Linked DNA regions of Mus musculus: region 2 is linked to region 1. The links are chromatin loops, found by intact Hi-C in ENCODE. Cell type or tissue: heart. All regions are shown on one strand. Each heading gives the region's core, and the rest is flanking DNA. Links, peaks and the distances in the headings are about the cores only.

Region 1 (9,465 bases), core at 1-2,500:
AAACTCAGGACTGGAGCCAAACTGTGGTCAACTGACTGCAGGATGCCAACTTTTTTAGTGGACTAAAGACAAAGGCAAGAAAAACAATGTGGGTCTGGGTGTCTAATCATAAGACTCTGAGACTTACTGGATAGGAAACGTCTTAGCCTCATCAGGCAGAGCCTTACTTAAAATTAACGGAGATGCCCACAAGCACCCTTGTGGCCCAACACAACTTTCTGGCTTTTTTTGAATTACTGCTGATTATGCTGAAAGGTTTGAGTTGAAAGCCCGAACTTAGGGGACACACAAAGATGAGAGGTAAAGTTTATGGGGAAATAATCTGTCCGTATATTCAACAGACTTAAACCCGACTTCAGGTTACAAACATCGTTCCTTAAATTAGAGGTCTCTGATCTTTTACAGAACAAATCCCCAGTCTGAGACTGACGACAAGGAAGGAGGGGCACGCATTCTACCACCGTTCCGATGTTCAGTGTTCAAATCCTTCTAGTGAGGAAACAGGGATAAGGTGCTTCCCTTTCCACGTCGCATCTAGGAGCCGGGGGCACGGAAAAGAAGCAAGTCCTTAGAGGAGTCGGAGACGGCGCTGCGAATAAAGCCAGCTCGTCCCTCCCGCGCCCCGGCATGGCTGCCGGAGCCTGTTGCCTTTCCAGGCTCCGATCCCCCCCCCCCCCAAAGGCGGGAAGAGGATCCCCCAGGACCCTCGGAGGCTATGTCCGTGGCCGCTGCCAGCGACAACACCGCGTCCCGCACCTTCCGACCCGCTAGGCGCGCTTGGGGGGAGGGGGGGGGCAGCCGCAGGCCCGAGCTCCAGGCCCCGCATCCCGCGCCCCGCCAGCGGCCCATCCCGAGCACAGCGGGGCGCAGCCCTGGACACCCAGCCTCGTCCCGGGGCGCCGGCTGCTCGCGCCCGGGCTCCCCGCGGGGCGCCTCACCTGCTTGCCCCGGTAGAACAGGCGCTGGCACTCGGGCCTTACATCGAAGAGCGCCCAGACCCGCTCGCGCAGCTCCTCGATGGTGGCTTTGCGAGAAACGTCCTCGATGGTGCGCGTCTGGGAGCCGTCGATGGTGCGGACCTGGATCCACATCGCGGCGGCACGGGGACAGGGGACCAAGCCCCTTTGTCTGGCCCTGCGCTCGGGCCGCCGCGCCGCGCCCCGCCCGGTCCCCGCCGCCTCCCCGGGAGGATCCGGTTCTCTGCGGCGGCGACTCGGCGAACGCGGGTGCGGGCGAGGACTGACGCTCTTAGACCGCGCGACCGCCCGCCCGCCCCTCCTCGGTGGAAGGAAACCGGAACCCGCCCGAGGTGCGAGCGCAGCCCGCGCCTCACAAATAGGAAGGAGCCATGGCTCGGCGGCGCGCACTGTTTACTTATAGAGATGCAGCTCCCACATGGAGGTCACGGCGCCAACCCGGATCTCGCGAGATCCACGCGGGGCTCCGCCCCACGCACAGCCTGGGGGGCGCTAATATGGGAGGGGGCGGGGCCTCCAGAGCCGTTACTCGGAGGAGGGCGGGGTTGGGCAGGCTCGCCGAGGCCAGCTCGCCCTGTGCCCTCGTTGTCGTTGGTCACCTCGCAGTCTCCTGAGGCCTAGACTCCATGGTCTCAAAAACGCACGAACAATAGCTAGCCGTGCTGCGCGCTGGCGTGAGCAAGAAATGGGGATGCAGCCTACGTTCCCGAGACTTCACACCAGGGTGTGCGCCCGCCACGCGGCCTCTCCCGGGGCGCGTCGGCTTGATGGACGTGCTTCCCGCCGAGGAAACCCGCTTCCGGGAGGCCCCAGGGCAGAGGCCTCGCACCCACGTTTCCCGACCGGAGAGCCGGAGCGGGAGCTGGACCTGACCGAGTGGGCCTTCTGCGCTAAGGGCGCCTTTAGCCGCAGGGATCCTGGCTTTGCAGGACTGTACACCTCCGATCCAAAAATCCGGAGATCCCAGGGCGGGATACGGCCCCCACACTCAGGGGACCCATCCAAAAATGGAAGACTTAAGAGAGAAAGCAAAGCAAACGCATTATCTTACATTCACCGGTATCCGTAATGTCAGTACTAATCATTCCCATGAGGATAAGAGGCACAACTTTGTAACAACCAAATTGATTAGTCAAGATGGCCTAAATGGAAATACAGGAAGAGTGAAATGTGCGTCAGCTCGAGATATGAATATATATATATATACCTAGAGCCTCTAAGTTACCTCGACAGCTTCCTAGTTAACTAAAACATTTAGTTGATAAGGCAACAGATACATCTGAGAACATCTAATCTGACCCATGAAGGGATCAACTATTTGTTGTTACAAGGATATGCTAGGGTCTCGGGCTGTTATTCGTGGTGCACTGCCAACGGTGTGCTGCAGTCTGAAGCCTTGAGTCTTGGGCTCACGGGTTGGGACGCGCGAGAATTGCAGTCTTTCTGTTTAACTGTGATCTTGAACAAACTGCTTCAATTTCCTCCAGGTAAAATAGTGCTCATAAACACCGAGGGAATGTTAGCTTCCTTGCCACTCCCTTAGTAGCACACAAGAAGGTATTTTAGAGCTTTTGTTATTAAGAGAATTTAGATAAACTGGGAATATTCAAAGAAGATAGGGTGCTTAAGCAAAGACTGGGAGTGCATTTTCACACATCAGAAGACACTACACTTCTGAGAGAGGTTGACTAAATAATGAAGGGCAAGTGTGAACATTAGCATTCAAAGACTTTTGTAGGCCTCCCGGGGAAACCTGGGCTTTTTGAAATGTGCATTGATGTGTTTAAGTATTTAGAATGACAATAGAACAGAGTGCGGAAGGAGGCCTTAGGGAAAAAAGCAAGCTGTGGGAAGGTGAGAGAGGCTGAAATTTAGCCAAGAGCCAACTGTTGTCCATTTTGGAAAAATTAGAGATAGTGAGAAGAATAAATTGTTGAGTGTTCTAGGAAACCCAGCTCCTGAAAGTTGTAGAATTTGTGAATGTGAAAAGGGAAGAAAATGGAATGAGTTCCATTTGAGTTGTGTGGCATTTGAAATATATCTCAAATGTGCCTACAGTGGAGATGCCTGGTAGTTGAAAAGAACTGTCTAAGAGAGTGAAGGGAAGAAGGAGTTTCTGAGAGGAGGAAAGTCTTTTGGCTTGATAGAGATGCCTACATTTTGGCGAATAGAGAAATAGGTGGGGGGGGCTGGTGAGATGGCTCAGTGGATAAGAGCACCCGACTGCTCTTCCGAAGGTCCGAAGTTCAAATCCCAGCAACCACATGGTGGCTCACAACCACCCGTAATGAGATCTGATGCCCTCTTCTGGTGTGTCTGAAGACAGCTACAATGTACTTACATATAATAAATAAATAAATCTTAAAAAAAAAAGAGAGAGAGAGAAATAGGTGGTACGGATAGGGAAGAGAATAAGGGGATATTGGGTGGGAAGTTATAACCTGAAGAGTTGACCATGTCAGCTGGGGGGGGGGGGGCGGGCGGGGTTTGAACATTTACCGTTTGCTCATATGTTACATTTTTATATGCTTACAATTCCACAGTTAGAGATCCTCTTAAGAAAAAGTAGGGGTTTATCTTCTGCCTATTGCTGGTATAAATGAAAGTATCAATCACTTCCCTGTTCTTAGGGCTGATCTGCACAGAGATGCCACAAAGGATGTTTCTGCTGCTCTCTTAGAGATTAATCAGGAAGAAAGCCCAGTGTAAGACTTTGGTCTGGTTAAAGGCTTTTGTTGTTATTGTTCTTTGGTCTTCATTCTTTCTTGCTTATTTGAAAATCTCATGTAACCCTGACTGTTCTCAAATCCATTGCATCATGCTAGGATTGTATCCAATTTCATATCCTCCCATTATGTGAGAACAATAAACTTTTTTTTTAAGACACCACTCACATGTCTACCTCTCTGTCATAGGTTAGTTGTGTTCAAAACAGCAAGGTTCCCAGGTCTTGCTCTCTTCTAACATGGATAGCAGCCATATTGGATTAGGACCCATCCTAACAACTTTATGTAACCTTGTCTCATTAAAGCCTCTATCTCCATACATTGTCATACGAGGAGCTAGATTTCAAAACATTAATTTTAATATGCCGTGGGACATAAATTGTGGGACGTAAAATCATGCCAGGAAGTTTGGTAAAGTAGAGCAGGCTGAAACCTGGAGACTCGGGTTGGGGGTGGGAGGGGGCGACACACCTGAGATTTAGGCGACTTCCTGCTCCCTGTCAGACTCCTGGGCTGGAGCATGTGCCATGCTTCTCACATAAAAGAAATGAGTCCTAAGGTCGCATAGGCTCCAAACAGAGTTCTCCATGCTAATGAGGTACCTAGAGGCCCTGAGGGCTTAGCCAATAAGCTTCCCTTCCTGGATATTCCTCTCTGCAAAAGGTATTTAATCTCAGGCCTACCCTGAAAAGTGGTAAATGCATTATGGTACATTATGCATCCATTTTCCACCATGAACAAGCAATAAAGTGTTTGGAACCATGACCGTCTCTTGTCAAATCTGCCATGAGGAACCTGGGGAAGGCCTTTGTCTACAGAGCTGCAGCTTTATTCTCGCCATAGAAGGTTTCTTTGCGCTCCTAGCCACTATCTCCACCAAGACTGCCACTGCTAAACGAAGTACAATCACCCACGGGGACAAGCCAGGGCTCCCCTCCCCACTTCCCTTATCTCCCCCTCACTAGACACTGCCCCCCCATCCCCAGCCAGTGAGTCCCCAACTCCATTTTCTGATCTTCTGCGATTTCCAGCAGCTCCTGGATGTCCAAGAGTCTGAGAACCCCATGGCCCTGGCCTCATCACAGACCCAGGGACGCCTGAGCCAGCTCCAGCTTCCCCACAAGACTGTGCTTTCCCACCCCCAGAGCAGTGACTTAGTGATTCCAAACAGCCCAGCACCCACCCCGACAGCATTGTGGGGCAAGCAGAGTCAAACTCCCAGCATTCTGCCTCCCCAGGAGGCTGTGCCTGTGGCAGAGCAGATGTGGACCGACAATATACTAATATGTAAAAATAGAGGAGAGGACACAAATGAGTCCACATCCGATTTCTAAGACCATTCTGTTCGATGTTACTCTATTTACATTTATTTATTTTGTATGTGTGTTATAGCATACACGTGGAATTAAGAGAACACTCCTTCCTCACCAGCTGGAGTTGGCTCTTTCTTTCTAACATGTGAGCCTGGACTCAGTCATCAAGCTTGGTGTCAAACAACCTCATACACTGAGCAACCTCTGACAAGGGCATGCTGTCTGCCACACCACACTTACTCTCTCTGAATTTCTTTTCTTTCTTTTCTCTCTCTCTCTCTTTTCTTCCTTCCTTCCTTCCTTTCTTTCTTTCTTTCTTTCTTTCTTTCTTTCTTTCTTTCTTTCTTTCTTTCTTTCCTTTTTGACAATTAAATTTCATTTGGCATATTTGCTAGCACTGCATAATATGGGCATCAATTTCAACCAATGTTATTCCCTCAGGGGTGCTGGGTGGACTCCAGGCCCTTCTGGTAGGACGGTGCTCTGCCATCAAGCCACATCCAAGCCCCTGGACCATATTCCCTTTCTCACCCATCATTTTTCTCCCATGAGCAATCACAATAATTGCAACCCTCAAGGAGCATATTTTGGATGCAACACCCTCCTTTTAAAAGATCTGTCTTAATCTGTGGACTAGTTGTGTGTGTGTGTGTGTGTGTGTGTGTGTGTGTGTGTGTGTGTGTGTGTGTATGTGTCTGGAGAGACAGCTTAGTGGGTAAACAGGCTTGCCACCAAATTTGCACAGCTCTCATAGAGATAATGCCGGCTTCCCATTTGTTTTAACGGCCGTACCAATCCTAGCTCTTACACCTCCATATGTGCACATCACTCCCTGAACCCCAGGGTTCTCGGATGCTTGTGGCAAGAGCTCTCGGGTCCCACCTTACTCATCTGGATCCAGTGGGTAAGGATGTACCATTGTACAGGAGGCAAAGATGACTAAGGAGAGATGGAAATTGGGAGGGAACCGGCAAGTCATTTCCTACCCTTCGTTTTCCTGACCACAATTCCAAGCTAAGGTGTCTGTCCTAGAGAGGGCCGCAGCACTGGGCTGCTGTGCACCTTACTCAGCTTAGTGAGTAAAGTCAGCTTTGTCACATCGACTCCCTTTTCCTGCACCCCTTCTTTTTCTTCCTTCTTGCTTCCTTCCTCCATCATTAAAATTAGCACAAATGATTTGCCACTGTTTGGTGGCAGCAGTGGGAGAAACTGAAGTTAAGAAAACAGATTCAGGAATTAGCCCTAAAGAGCAGACTTTTGGGCTGGGATTTCGAGTACCTTCTTGACTGAAGGCAGTAGGTTCGTTGTTGACGGTGAGCCCTTTAGAACCCCGCAGGGAGACCACAGCTGATTAGCCTGTGGTTATCTGGGAAGGAGAGTCAAGGAACAAGGAGATCCGTACGTGGGAAATAATAACCACAAGGCTTCTGAGATGGGTGGCTGCCTTTGTAAGTCTTATAAAAAGAAAAGAGTACAGTAAGTACTGCTAACTGCTTGCTTAAATACCCTCTGGAAACCTAAATCTCGATAGCAGTCAGGCCCCAGGGTAGAAGGGCTAGAAAATCACATCCACATTTAATTCTAAAGATAGCAGCGATGTATAAAATACATTTGCGCCTTGAATGAATATACCACATGGAAGCTACTTACCACCCGCATGGTGAGGAGGGCTTTGAGACCTGGGCTGGGGGTATTCTGAATGAACAAAGCCAAGAATGGTGAACTGAAAACGTCCTCGAATGTTGGTGGGCTAGTGGATTTCTCGGATCCCTCTCATCAATGGAGAGCAGAGCCTCTTGCCTTGAGACTGTGAGCCCCACTGAGGCAGACATTCAACAGGATGATAACTGTACTATTCAAAAACTGCCTCCACTAAATCTGTTTTTTTTTTTCTGCTGTTTTGTTTTGTTTTGTTTGAGAGTAGGTTTCTTAACATAGCTCTGGCTATCCCAAAACTCTGTAGACCATGCTGGCCTTTAACTCAGAGATCCCTTCTGCCTCTGCTTCTTGAGTGTTGGGGATTAAACATGTGCACCACCACTGCCTGGCTCCAAATCTTATTCTTTCCAGGCCAGTAACCTGGATCACTACAGTACAGCCTGAGAGGGAAGGCTCTGCCTGAGAAGTAAATAGCTTACCTATAAAACAAGTAGCAAATCTGGCAGTTATGTGTGATGGGAAGCAGAAACGTGTGGGAGTGGGTTTTGAAGATGCCATATTGGGGGTGGAGGTGATCATAGCACTGGAAGGGGAGAGGTCCCTGGCGAGGATAGTCTCCATGACTAAGGACCTAGAGATTCTTTAAATATGTTTCTACTTTCTAGTCATTGACACACGAACATGTTAGGAGCTTATAGTCTGTGAACTAAAATTACCAGACATCTTGACATAGCACTGGGCAGAAGGGACCCGGATCAGGGAAATAGCACTATCAGAATGGATTTACCAGGAAACTCATTACTATGTTCCCTTGGAAGGAACAGGGGGGCATTTTCATCCCTGACACAATGGAAAATATTCTTATGCTAGGTACATTAGCCTATTTAAAACACTGAGATACCTGTTTTCTGCAAGCTATGCTTATAGATGTGGCCATGGGATTAGGCTGCCTAATATCTACAGGATGATAGGGTTCCAGAATGACAGAGACCAGTGTCAGCACCTAATTCTGATAGGTAAAACAGCTATAATTATTATAACAGGTTATCAATGAGAGTGCTTTAGTCTACACAGATTTATGGCTGTTTTAGGGAAAAGGCAGGCAGAAAATGGTATATTATTTGATTTGTAAAATGTAAGAAATTAAGAGGGAGAAAGAAGAAAGCTGTTATCAGAGTTGCATTGGGGACACAACCTAATTTCAAGAACTAGACCAGGTCAAATGCCCAGAGTCTACTGACCAAGTGAGAGAACAAAATTCCCTTGAGAAAAATCTTGACAGTGCTTCCTAAGTAAGTACACTGGACTGTTCCTAAACAGACTCTGGGCATTTGCAAGAATAACTGTGCTAGGGTCTGCAAGTTTTTGCTAGGGATATTCTCCTAGTCTTTGAATGTTGTGCGCGCCCTACTTGCCAGCAAAACAGACGCCACAACAGGATCCTTCTGCACACGTTTATTGGGAGAGCTTGATTGCAGAGGCAAGAAAAGACCCCGAGCCCCAGAACTGGCACTGCTTATATAGGCCTAGGAGAGGCGTGTCTCACACCCGATTGGTTATGTTTTCAGTACCTCATTTACATGTCCACACCTGATTGGTCTATGTATTCAGTACATCATTTACATGCCTCATTTACATACCTACACCCGATTGGTCATGCATTCAGTACCTCATTTACATACCTTGGGCCAGGCAGTGACTCTGAAAAAACTCTACTGCACATGCGCACATTGGTTATTTACCCAAACTTATAGGTGGTGGCCAGCGGTAGCCAGCGCCACCTTGTAATGGCGTATGTGGCTTCCCACAGAACGTATATATGAATTAAGGGTTCTGTCTGGTGGCAGCAGTGGGGAAAGTTGAAGCTAAGAATATGGCTCCATGAATTAGTCCTAAAAAGTAGACTTCCAAGGTGGGATTTCAGTTACCCATTTCAGCTACCAAGTTTCTTGAGAGAATAACCATGGGCCCATATCCTAAGGGTTCCACAACTTCCCAAAGCATGCCACCACTTGGGGATCAAGTGTTCAAACACTTGAGTCTGTAAAGACAGTTCACATCTTCCCTTTAAAAGCTGTGAGCACATCTGTTGCGTGAAATATAAAAAAGCAACCCACACTAGCGCTGGCTCTGCTCTAGAAACATGGTTTCCCTGCCCCCTAGGTTCCCATGGTCCCCATGCAGCGGCACCCAGCCCAACTCGCAGTTCTCTTGTTGCTGACCCTGCTCACATTCCCAGCCATCTGCCTCCTGCGGTTGTTAGCTGTCACAAATCCCCGTAACCCAGTAAAATTAAAACTCTAGAGGCTTGTAATTTATCAGCCAGATTTATATCAGTAAATTCTCAACCCACAAAACGCCCACACTATGTACTCTGAGCCAATTGATATTGATACAAGCTACTCACCTAGATTGGACAAATTGTCCTGAATTAATGCATTCCTTCTATGATATTCATAGCTACCTGTAGCTATTTAAACCCATGCGATTCAGGTTTGTCCTTCTCTTCTTCCATTTTCCTTCCCTCTCCCTGTGTGTTGCTATCTGTCCCATCTCTAAAACTCTTAGCCCGCCTTTTTTATCCACTGACCAGTCACAGTCTCTAACCTTATCTTGTGCCTGCCCTCACCTGCGTATAGACAGCAACCTACATTTCCCCTTTTTGTTCAGTTAAAAGGCTCTTTCCTCTCAAATATAAATTGAGCATACCTATTACCATTTTGTATAATTTATAAGGTATAAGATATATCTAACATCTAGGCTATCATTTTTGTCAATTAAATAGAACAC
Region 2 (9,783 bases), core at 4,899-7,398, 82 kb after region 1:
TTGGTCTTTAGTGTGAGCTCTACTTTGTCATTGTAACATAGGCAAAAGCTAAGTACCATAGCTGATACCAGGGTGGGATTAAAGGTGTTACCTTCCTGCACAGTTGGGGTGAGGACGAGGAGGGTAGCTCCTTTTCTTACCTTCCCACAGTCTAGGGGACAGCTGCAAAGAATGGTCATGTTTTGGAAGACATAGGTGAATGTATTCCCCTTTATAAAGCATGATCACTTAGAGATTTCCAACACTCTAGGGCAGTGTTTCTCAACCTGGTGGTCCAGACCTTTTGTGGGTTAAATGATCCCTTTACAGGGATTGCATATCAGATATCTTACAGACCAGATATTTGCATTAGGATTCATAACAGTAGCAAAGTTGCAGTTATGATGTAGCAACAAGAGTAAGGTTATGGTTGGGGTCACCACAGCGTGCAGAACTATGTTAAAGGGTTACAGCATTTAGGAAGATTGAGTCACTGGTCTAGGGGGATGCAGATGTAAACTAGTTCTGCTTTTGCCCGGACAATCGAAACACATACAGAGCACTTGATAACATTTTAAAAGCATATATGGGTAAACTGAAGCAGACTTGGACCCATCTGAGGGTCCTACATTCAAATTTACTGTACAAAATAGAAAGAATTTGCATGTGAACATCTAAACATCTAAACATCTAAACATCTAAACATCTAAAGTAATTTAAATCCAGTTTGTGAGAAACTGAATATTGACCAGGAGGTTAATGTATTTATATTAAACATATACTAAGTATATATTATATATATATATATATAATATATATACACACTATACATAAATACATTCTAAGTTGTTTTATATAAGATCACATATAAAAATAATATATATTAGAATGGCAATATGTGATTCTTAATCACGATTCCTTAGTGATGGGGCTGCTAATTTGTTAATTATTTAATTTGGCCTTTTGTTTGTCTTTGAGACAGTTTCTCACTATATAACTCTAACTGTTCTGGGACTCACTGTGTAGACCAGGCAGACCTGAACCCAAGGAATTCACCTGCCTCCCCCATTCTGGGATGGAGATTATATGCCATTATGCCCAACCCTCACTTTGAATTTTTCCCACATTGATAGAGACTACATGCAGAGCCTGGCACATGAGGCAAATGTTCTACCACTGAACTACACGCCCTGGGTTCTCTTCACTTCTTGATAATTACCATTTTACTTAGAACGCAGCAAAAATGGTCAAAAACTTTAAACTACTCTTCAAGCCACATCATGTTATTTTAAAAGATAGTTCCTTTATTTTCTTTCATGGTGAACATTTTGAAATGTGGGGACTGGTGCTTTGTTTTTTTCCTCTCTCCAAGGATATTACATTTATCAGGACTGATGAAGACATGCTCCCAACCTATAGCAAGTATTTCAAAATACAAGTGGAATGCTAACCATAGATTAAATAGGCACAGCTCCACCACACCCAATTTGGATAACCACTGAACTGGTACCCAAGCAGGAAACAAACGTTTCTAATACATATGAAGACATACTCCTGAGTTTGCTCTATGCAATAGCCCTTGCCAAGGCCCCATGTGCTATCTCCCACCTCACCCCACACATCCCCTATGACCAGTCATACCTTGGATGCTCAATGTGTCAACAGACGCAGCAAATGCTTGGATACTGCCAAGCAAGGATCTCTTCCTAGAATCCCGTGGATAGGCAGAGAAGTTCTCTTCATGCTTGGTACCTGCAAGACAGTAGTGGGGCTTGGGCTGAGTCAGCAATCTTCATTGTGCCAATATGCTATCTTTTTTGATGGCCAATATGGCGACGGTGGTAAGTGATCCTAGGGCTGTGGCCACCCAATGGTCTAATGGGATCAATTCCTCCTTAATAATGACGTAAAGTGAAGACCATTTGCACTCCAGTAGAGCACACCAAAGGAAGAAACAAACAAACAAATAAACAGAAAGCCACTCACCACAGTTACTGCCTTCCAAAGCAGCCACTATGAACCATTTAGTTTGTTTCCTCTATATTACAAAATATCACACCACATGATTACATATTTACACATAATCTTGTGTCTTCTGTTTTTACTCACCAGTGTATCCATTTCTAAAGTGGATTCTAGAATAGACTTTTTGAATATTTATTTAGAAATTCTAAAATAGAAAAACCCTTTCTAAAATGGCCAACACATTATCATCTGTATTCTTTTCCTCAAGGAGAATTTAGGTAAGAAAAACAATTGTGTGTGTGTGTGCGTGTGTGTGTGTGTGTGTGTGTGTGTGTGTGTGTGTGTGTGTTGTGTGTGTGTGTATGGAAAGTAAAAGCAAATAGATGCCCATCAGTCTTTCCAGAAATGTACTTACCCGATTTTAGTGAATATCTTTTCGTGGGTTCTTTCCTAAAATAACTAGTCTCCTTTCTTATGGTGAGGCCAGAACGGAGTCTCATGCAGTAGACATGGCAGAATTCTTTGGTCTTCTGTTGGGATCCTAACAATAGGAAAAAAAGAGGTAGATTTATGTAGGTCATATCCTATAATATACACGTGCCTCCAACAGAGGCTGGAACAGCACTACTTAGTTAACTTCATTAATTTTACAGCAAGCCACAGATAGGATATGCAAAATGAAATAGTCTTTTCTCCTTACTGTGACCAAGTCTTTGACAAGCAGCAACTTAAAGGAGAAAGGGATTAGTTTTGCTTGTGTCTCAGGTTCTTTATGGAGGGAAGGTGTGTCTATATCCGTATTCTCCTTAATTAGTTCTGGATCCAGCCCAGGGGATGTCGCAGCTACTCATTTTCAGGGTGGGTCTAAGCCAATCCTTTCCAGAGAATGCTGTCATAGACACATACCTAAAGACATGCCTCACGAATGCCTTGAGTGGTTCTGAATTCAATCAATTTGCCTTTTAAAATGAGCCGTTCCAGACCTTGGGATTTGATAGACAAGAGGCTGGAGTTGCATTTTGCTGCCACATGGTCTAAAGACATTAGGTCTTTAGAAATTTGGGGTTTTTTGTTTTTTTTTGGGTTTTTTTTTTTTTGGTGTTTTGTTTTCATAATTCCATTTGAAGGACCAAGTCTACATTCAGTATGGACCAATCTTTGCCTAACTGAGGGGCACGTTAACATCCATAGGAGATTTCTGCTCGTCATAATTTTTGGAGGATGGCTGTAAGCCATAAAGGTTATTGATACTAAAAGAACTGCCATTGACTGCATATAAAAACGAGGCCAAACACTCTGCTAATTACTTTTATGTGTCTTTTAACTTAGCCATTCATGATTATCTTGCAAAGTTTTATCTTAGTTTTACAATGATAATTCGAGGCTTTTAGGGTTCATGGCACTGCCCAAAATTACATAGCTCAGAGTTGTGCTAAGAAGTGTGTTACAGTTAAATGTTCCCACAGAATCTTGTCCTTGAGCACTTGGTCCCAAACTAGTGAAACTCTTTGGGAGATTGTGAAACTTTTGGGGCCTTGCTGATATACCTAGACCGTGGGGGACAGTCTCAGATTATAGCCTGGTCCTTCATCTCCCACTCTTGGGCGGTGCCATATGAGAAGTCCCTGGAAGCTAAGGCTACCAGAGATCAAACTGGTTCAGCCACCATCCCTGCTGTATCCTAATGGCCTGTATCTTCTAAGCTATGAAGCCTTTATGTTGCTTCTGCTGGGTATTTGGCCATAGCGGTGTAAAATTAATTAATGCAATATCTTTAATATCAAAGCTACTCATTAGACTCTACCTCCATCAAAGAAAAGGACCACTGGCCAGATGTGGTCGTGCCTCTAGTCCCAGTACCCAAGAGGCTAAAGCAGGAGGGTTGCGAGTTTCCAGATCAGTGTGAGCTACACAGAGTCTTATTTGGTAGGGGAAGAAGTAAGTGAGCACTGCCATCTGAGGGAGCAGTCAAATGCAAATTCAGGCAACGGAACTAAAAAGATTAACGAGTTATTTGTTAATTCTCATTTTACTTAGCCCAAGAAAAATTTAAGTCCCATGCAGAAAAGTCCATTGTGTTCTGGACATCGTAAATAGTATTCCAGGGTGAGATGGAGATGAAAACTAGAACATGTGAATTGTAAGATCTCAGTATTCGAAGCAAGCGCGGGCACCAATGTCAGGCATTCTGGCATGTCTACTCCACAAGGCAGTGCCGATAAAGGGCCTCGTTTTCTTGGATCTGAAGACAGTGCATTCTTTAATAGGAGGAAACTTGGGAACACCGAGTCACTTGCACTGAGTCATTATATCTGCACAGAGCATTATGACATAACTGCAAATGAAAGGATTAATTTAACTGTGATTTTTTTCTGGCCATTCAGAAACCACTGTCAATTTTTTTTCTTTTAAATCCTGGCTTTGAAAGAAGTGTGTGAGCAGTCCAGCACCTCGGGAAGGGCAGAAGGGGACATCGCTTTCCTTTCCCATCACCCTCTAACTTCCGTTCTGTCCACCAGAGCTCTGCTACCCTTCTTGTTACTAGTCCAAGAATAAGTGGTCAACTGTCCTATGTTGTACCAAATAACAACGGTGATGCTGTGAAGTCTGTTTAAGAAAACAACAAGCTGTCTCTCTTTCTTTTCAGCTCTTGTATACTTGAGAGTTTTTGGTAAGGTCGCCCGTCTTCATGTTGAAATAACAAATATTTGATAATAGATTTAATAGTGGTTAAAGAGAGCGCTCTTACTTCTTATTTTGCAAGGCGGGACCAGGGCTTCGCCTGCGGTGCTGCTGAACTTTGCCGGGGAAATCTTGGAGTTGGAATACTTCATTCTAGGTCTCATTTTTCAGGTTTCTGTGGGATTGAAATATAACATTAATCCAACTATATGGACCTGAAGTCATCAGAAGCAACCTTGGCTATCTCACCATGAAACTGATAGCCATACAGGGGGGAGGGGGGAGAATAAAATTCAGCATAGTATTCTGACTCTACATTTAGGCTAGAATCTAGCCATAGAATCAAAGAATAAAGTAATGAAAGCACAGAGAAATCTGAGGCTGAGTAGTCTTAGTGTTAATGCCATGTTTGTGTTGAAATCTCAGTACTGTTTTGTTGTAGTATATAGCAAAAAAAAAAAAAAAATAGCGATACTGATCTTGTATGATTTCTCACTGTAGGGGGGTAAGAAATATAAATACGTAACTCAGAAGCCAAGGCAAATGCCCTGCGATGTTAGATTTGAGTCAGTATTAAACAAGCAGTGTGTGTACACATTTTATTTTCTAAATATTTTCTCCACTGGAAGGAACTTTGACTCCAGATTCGTGGTCAGGAAAGTAATAATGACCATAAAACACGTTATGCCAGAAAACGTCCAGCTATTAAAAAACTAAATGAGTTTGTGTCAAAAGCATGTGGGAGCCACCGTGGAGGGTTTCCTCGGGTCAGATTTGGCACCAGCTGAATGTTTAAAAAGAGTAATGGCAGGCAGTGATCAAGATTAAGCATGGTTCCTCAAGAATAAATGGAGTAAGGTTGCCGATTTTCTCACAAGTTCAAAGACCAGGGTAACAAAGGACAAACCAAAGCCCAAGGAGATCTAGTGGAGAAATCACTGGGCATAAAGGGGGAAAACCAAAACAACAACAAAAACAACAGGGCAATTAAAACTCATGGAGAAACAAAAAGATAACACGAAGTAGGAAGCAGTCCAGAGCTCCAGTCCCGGTTCCAGGCATTGGTGGGGGATGGGGAGAGGGACTGGGAAGGATTAGGAGGGAGGGAGCAACAATCACAAGTTCATCTGGGTTTAGGCTACCAGAAGAATAGAATTGCGCTGCTCGCAGCGCAGCGGGAGAAACCCATGGTTAACAGTACAGTTCTCACAAGCCAGGGCAGAAATTAGGTCTAAGGGCGAGTTCCTGTCCACTGCTGCCTAGAGTAAAGACGCCACACCGTCACTCTCCGGTAGTTTAAAAGTGTTGTGACCAGCAGCAACTCTGAAGATCAGAAAATACAGACAGGTGCCAAATCAGGATGCCTGGGAACGCTGCCATAGTGACCGGCTATGAGGCAATCCTGGAAGGGATTGGTTCGGATGAACGAACCAATGAGAAGTTTCAATTACGGGGAGCCTGCTCAGTTGAGGAAGGAAGACACAGTGATCAGTGCTCCCGCCCTCTGGTGGCGAGGACTACTCAGCTCCTGGGATTGGGGATGACTGAGGCCTCCAAGCAGGTAGCTGAAGATTACTTATAAACCAGGACAGGCTGATTGCTCTTCCATCTGGACATAACTAGGAGAGCCGTTTGCTCCCTTCATTCTGAGGTGAACTAGGTGGACTTTGCCACAGTCGCGGACTCCAGAGAGCCTCAGTGAATGATAACCTGCCCAAGCCTAAGGAATGTAGACATCGTCGGGGGATGCCATGGCCCCATAAGTGCAAAGGAAGAAAGCATCTACGCTTTTACAGTCTAGAGTAAACACAGCCCTGAGGCTGAGGATGGGTGCTCTCAACTGGCCTCGCTATTCTAGCCAGCTTAGTGGGAGCAAGCTCTAGCCCTCTGCCCTCTGCTCACAGACCCGGAAAGGTGCTTCCGTCTCTCTTTTTATTTTCCTCTCATTTAAAACTATTACTTATTATTTTGATTTTTAAAAACATTTTTATCCCTCTTCTGTCTAATTTTATCTACTTCTTTTACATTTGAGTTTTAAATCTTGTTATCTTCCCCACACTGTTTCAACCTTAACACATTGTCTATTTTTTCTTAAATTTTTTAAAAATCAAAATATAATTATGTCATACTCAGGCCAATAGAACCGTCTAATTCTTGCTAGTGGCATCAAAAACACATCAGAAAAATATAGCCTTAAAAATTTTTTTAAACTGGGAGAGCTGGATATCCATGTGTAGAAGAATGAAAGTAGAACTTATCTCTTATCCTGTACCACCCCCCCAATGAAACTAAAACTGTTATCTCTTCTCTCTCCCTCCATTATCATCCTCTCTCTCTCTCTCTTTTGTTCAAAAGGATTAAAAATTAACTACTCTATAAAAGTTACAACTCTGCTTTGAAGGGAACCATTTATTCTGAGCCAGCGATGATAGCTGATCATGGCTTAGTAGCATTGATTCAAGTTTCCCTAAACAATGCACTCCTAAGCGGAAAGCAGTCGCATGAAGGCTTTCAGGCAAAGAACAAAGGCAACCATATGCCAGCCAATACATCCAACAACTGCATCAGTTGACAACTTCGAGGAGGTGCGGGGTGCGGCTTGGGGGGTGGGAGTCGGGTGGATTAGAACTTGGTATTTTATTTCAAACACTCAGCCCTTCTTATACTCAAAGCAAATGGCCAGCTTCTTGAAATATTAATATTCTTGAAATAGTAATAATAAATTTCGGAAGATGTTAACTAACATAAGGCAGAGTTCCCTGAAGAAGCTGCGGCTGGGTTAAATAATCCCACGTACTCTTCTCGTTCACTGAGTAAAATATTGTCATTGTCTTGATCATTGGTCAATGATCAAGAGCCAAACTTTATCTCTGGCTGTCTTAGGCTTTTTGTGTAAACAGCCATTTCTTTTAATAATGGCATCTGATTTGATACTCTCAGAATGGGCTGTTTATGCATAGCACAAAGCTAAGAAGCTGCAAGCATTCAAAACCTACAAGAGAGACCTCCTCCTTCTTGTGTCTTCTGTGTGTCGAACGTGTTATGACTAATGCAGTTATTGAATACATTGGTGTATGGTGGCCTTTATTCTTTGCCTGAAACCCTTAATGTAATGGCTTTCACTTAGGAATGTATCATTTAGGGTAACTTGAATCCATACTACTAAGCCACAATGGTCAGTCATCCTTTCTGGCTCAGAATACATAATTTCCTTTAAAGCAGAGTTATAGCTTTTACAGAATAGTTAATTTTTAAGCCTTCTGTGTGGGGTAATAGGATTAGCTAACCACATAAAGGTCAGATTTTCAGTTGGGCAGGAAACAGTTTAAATAATAGCCTGCCTGTACCAGGAGGAATTGAGGTCCCTTGCTCACTGCTAGTGCTGAGCTTCTGAGCTGCTTCCTGAAACAGTGCTGATTTCTGTTTTCTCTTTCACCAGAGGGTGCATGTGTCCTAGAAACAATGTTTTTCTAGTCATTAAAATTGTCTTTTAAATAAACCTGTGTGTTGCAGTCGATAGCCTCTCTTCTTGGAGACTTAGAGTTCATGCATGTTAACATAATAACAATACCAGCAGCCCCTCACTGAGACGCCCTGCCTGCCTTTGCCTTTCTCTATCTTCAGTTAATTATTTGATCTCCTAACCTTCCCTTCCCTTTCGTCCTCCCTTGGACGAGCTTGAGCAAACTCATGTAGAAGAACTTTGCTCTAAAGGACTACTAGCCTGCGTGGTTGAACAGATAAGAAACTAAGGAGTGAGCATTAAGGACAGATACATCGACCAAGACTGTCAGCATCTTTATCACAATTGCAGAACTAAAAGTATAACCCAGAACTGGTTTCAAATCCCATTCTGATAAACAAGCCACTTTCTCCAGTAACAAGTCTTTTCTCTCTTTATATCAGAATCATTTGAGAGCTGATAGATGCTACTATTGGTTCCCCTCAGAAACAGAGAGATTGACCTGGCACTCACCTCAATACAGACAGGAAATAGCTGGTCTTGAATGCTGTACTTTCCTGCAGTGAGCCCCGGTGGAGAGCTAACACAGTCGCGCTTCAGTTCTATTTATATGGTAGCTCAGATTAAACAACTTTGGTAACAGAAGCTGATGAGTAAAGTTATGCAAATGGAGCGATATGAATGGAATGTGAGGGTGTGTAGCTGTTCCCAGGAGACAGATTCCCCACAGACCCGTCCTTTCAGAGATATACTTAATTACTGGCTTTTAAATGTAACTTTTAAAACAGATGCTCAGTGATGCCTTTGCTGGAGAAAGTTGGTTTTTTGTTTGTTTGTTTTGTTGTTTTGTTTTGTTCTTTTGTTTCTTTCTTTCAGGTAAATATTTTTCTGATTGTAAAAAGGATATATGCGTGCCCTTAGAAAATATGTAAATGTCTAGAAAGTATCTATGCTCTCAAGTTTTTTCTTTCCTCTATGGGGCTATGTCACACACGTATCTGTTTCTTTTCTTTTTTTAAAAATTTTTTTTAAAGATTTATTTATTTATTATATGTTAGTACACTGTAGCTGTCTTCAGACACTCCAGAAGAGGGAGTGTCAGATCTTGTTACAGATGGTTGTGAACCACCATGTGGTTGCTGGGATTTGAACTCTGGACCTTTGGAAGAGCACTCGGGTGCTCTTACCCACTGAGCCATCTCAACAGCCCTGTGTATCTGTTTCTAATTGGGAAGTGGAATCCTACTGCAAATGCTTCTTGAGCCGGTGTTTTCTTGAGCCGGTGTTTTCCGTTCTCTAAAATGAACCCTGGATCCTGAGTGTTTTCTGCTTTCAATCTTGTAAGTTAAAATAAACCAGTTCCTTAGTGCTTAACACTGGGCTCTTTCTAGGCTTCTCCTTTCTGTTCCCTTGACATTAGTATTCCAGCCAAAGTGGGGTGGTGCATGTGCACGATTCTTAGAAAATGTTGAAGTTCCTTGCTAACATTAATTTATAATTAATTTGCAATTTACCTCTGGATCAAGAGGTGCATGCACCTCGTGATTTAATAGTTATTTCCATGTGACTTCCAAAAGTCTATGTTGGTTTGTAGTTGGTCAACAGTCTGCATGAGTTTCCCCGCCCCTGCTCCCATTCTCCCCTCCCCACCCTGAGGTGGCAATACATCTTGTCACCTTTGACACACTTATCTT

Evidence for each region. Peaks named below come from ENCODE experiments on the same cell type or tissue, not always from the same donor. Only the 100,000 strongest peaks of a DNase experiment are listed, where the experiment ranks them.
Region 2: it touches region 1 in a loop (2.0-fold over the local background); 3 of 42 quality-filtered maps call a loop at or near these places.

What each region holds. Positions count from the first base shown.
Region 1 is chr19:30,022,405-30,031,869 of GRCm38, reverse strand. It overlaps Uhrf2 (ubiquitin-like, containing PHD and RING finger domains 2), which reads right to left and starts at 1,357. Exons shown (of 16, transcript NM_144873.2): 1 at 939-1,357. The coding sequence starts at 1,091. In heart, for the core only: a CTCF peak has its summit at 1,530; a DNase peak (open chromatin) is centred at 1,429; H3K4me3 peaks cover 2,219 bases; H3K27ac peaks cover 2,500 bases.
Region 2 is chr19:29,944,678-29,954,460 of GRCm38, reverse strand. It overlaps Il33 (interleukin 33), which reads right to left. Exons shown (of 8, transcript NM_133775.3): 2 at 4,694-4,801; 3 at 2,360-2,485; 4 at 1,621-1,731. The coding sequence starts at 4,790. Among named protein-coding and RNA genes, the nearest start is that of Gm41832, 23 kb to the right of the region's middle. In heart, for the core only: a CTCF peak has its summit at 6,134 (motif pointing left); a DNase peak (open chromatin) is centred at 6,100; H3K4me3 peaks cover 1,116 bases; H3K27ac peaks cover 633 bases.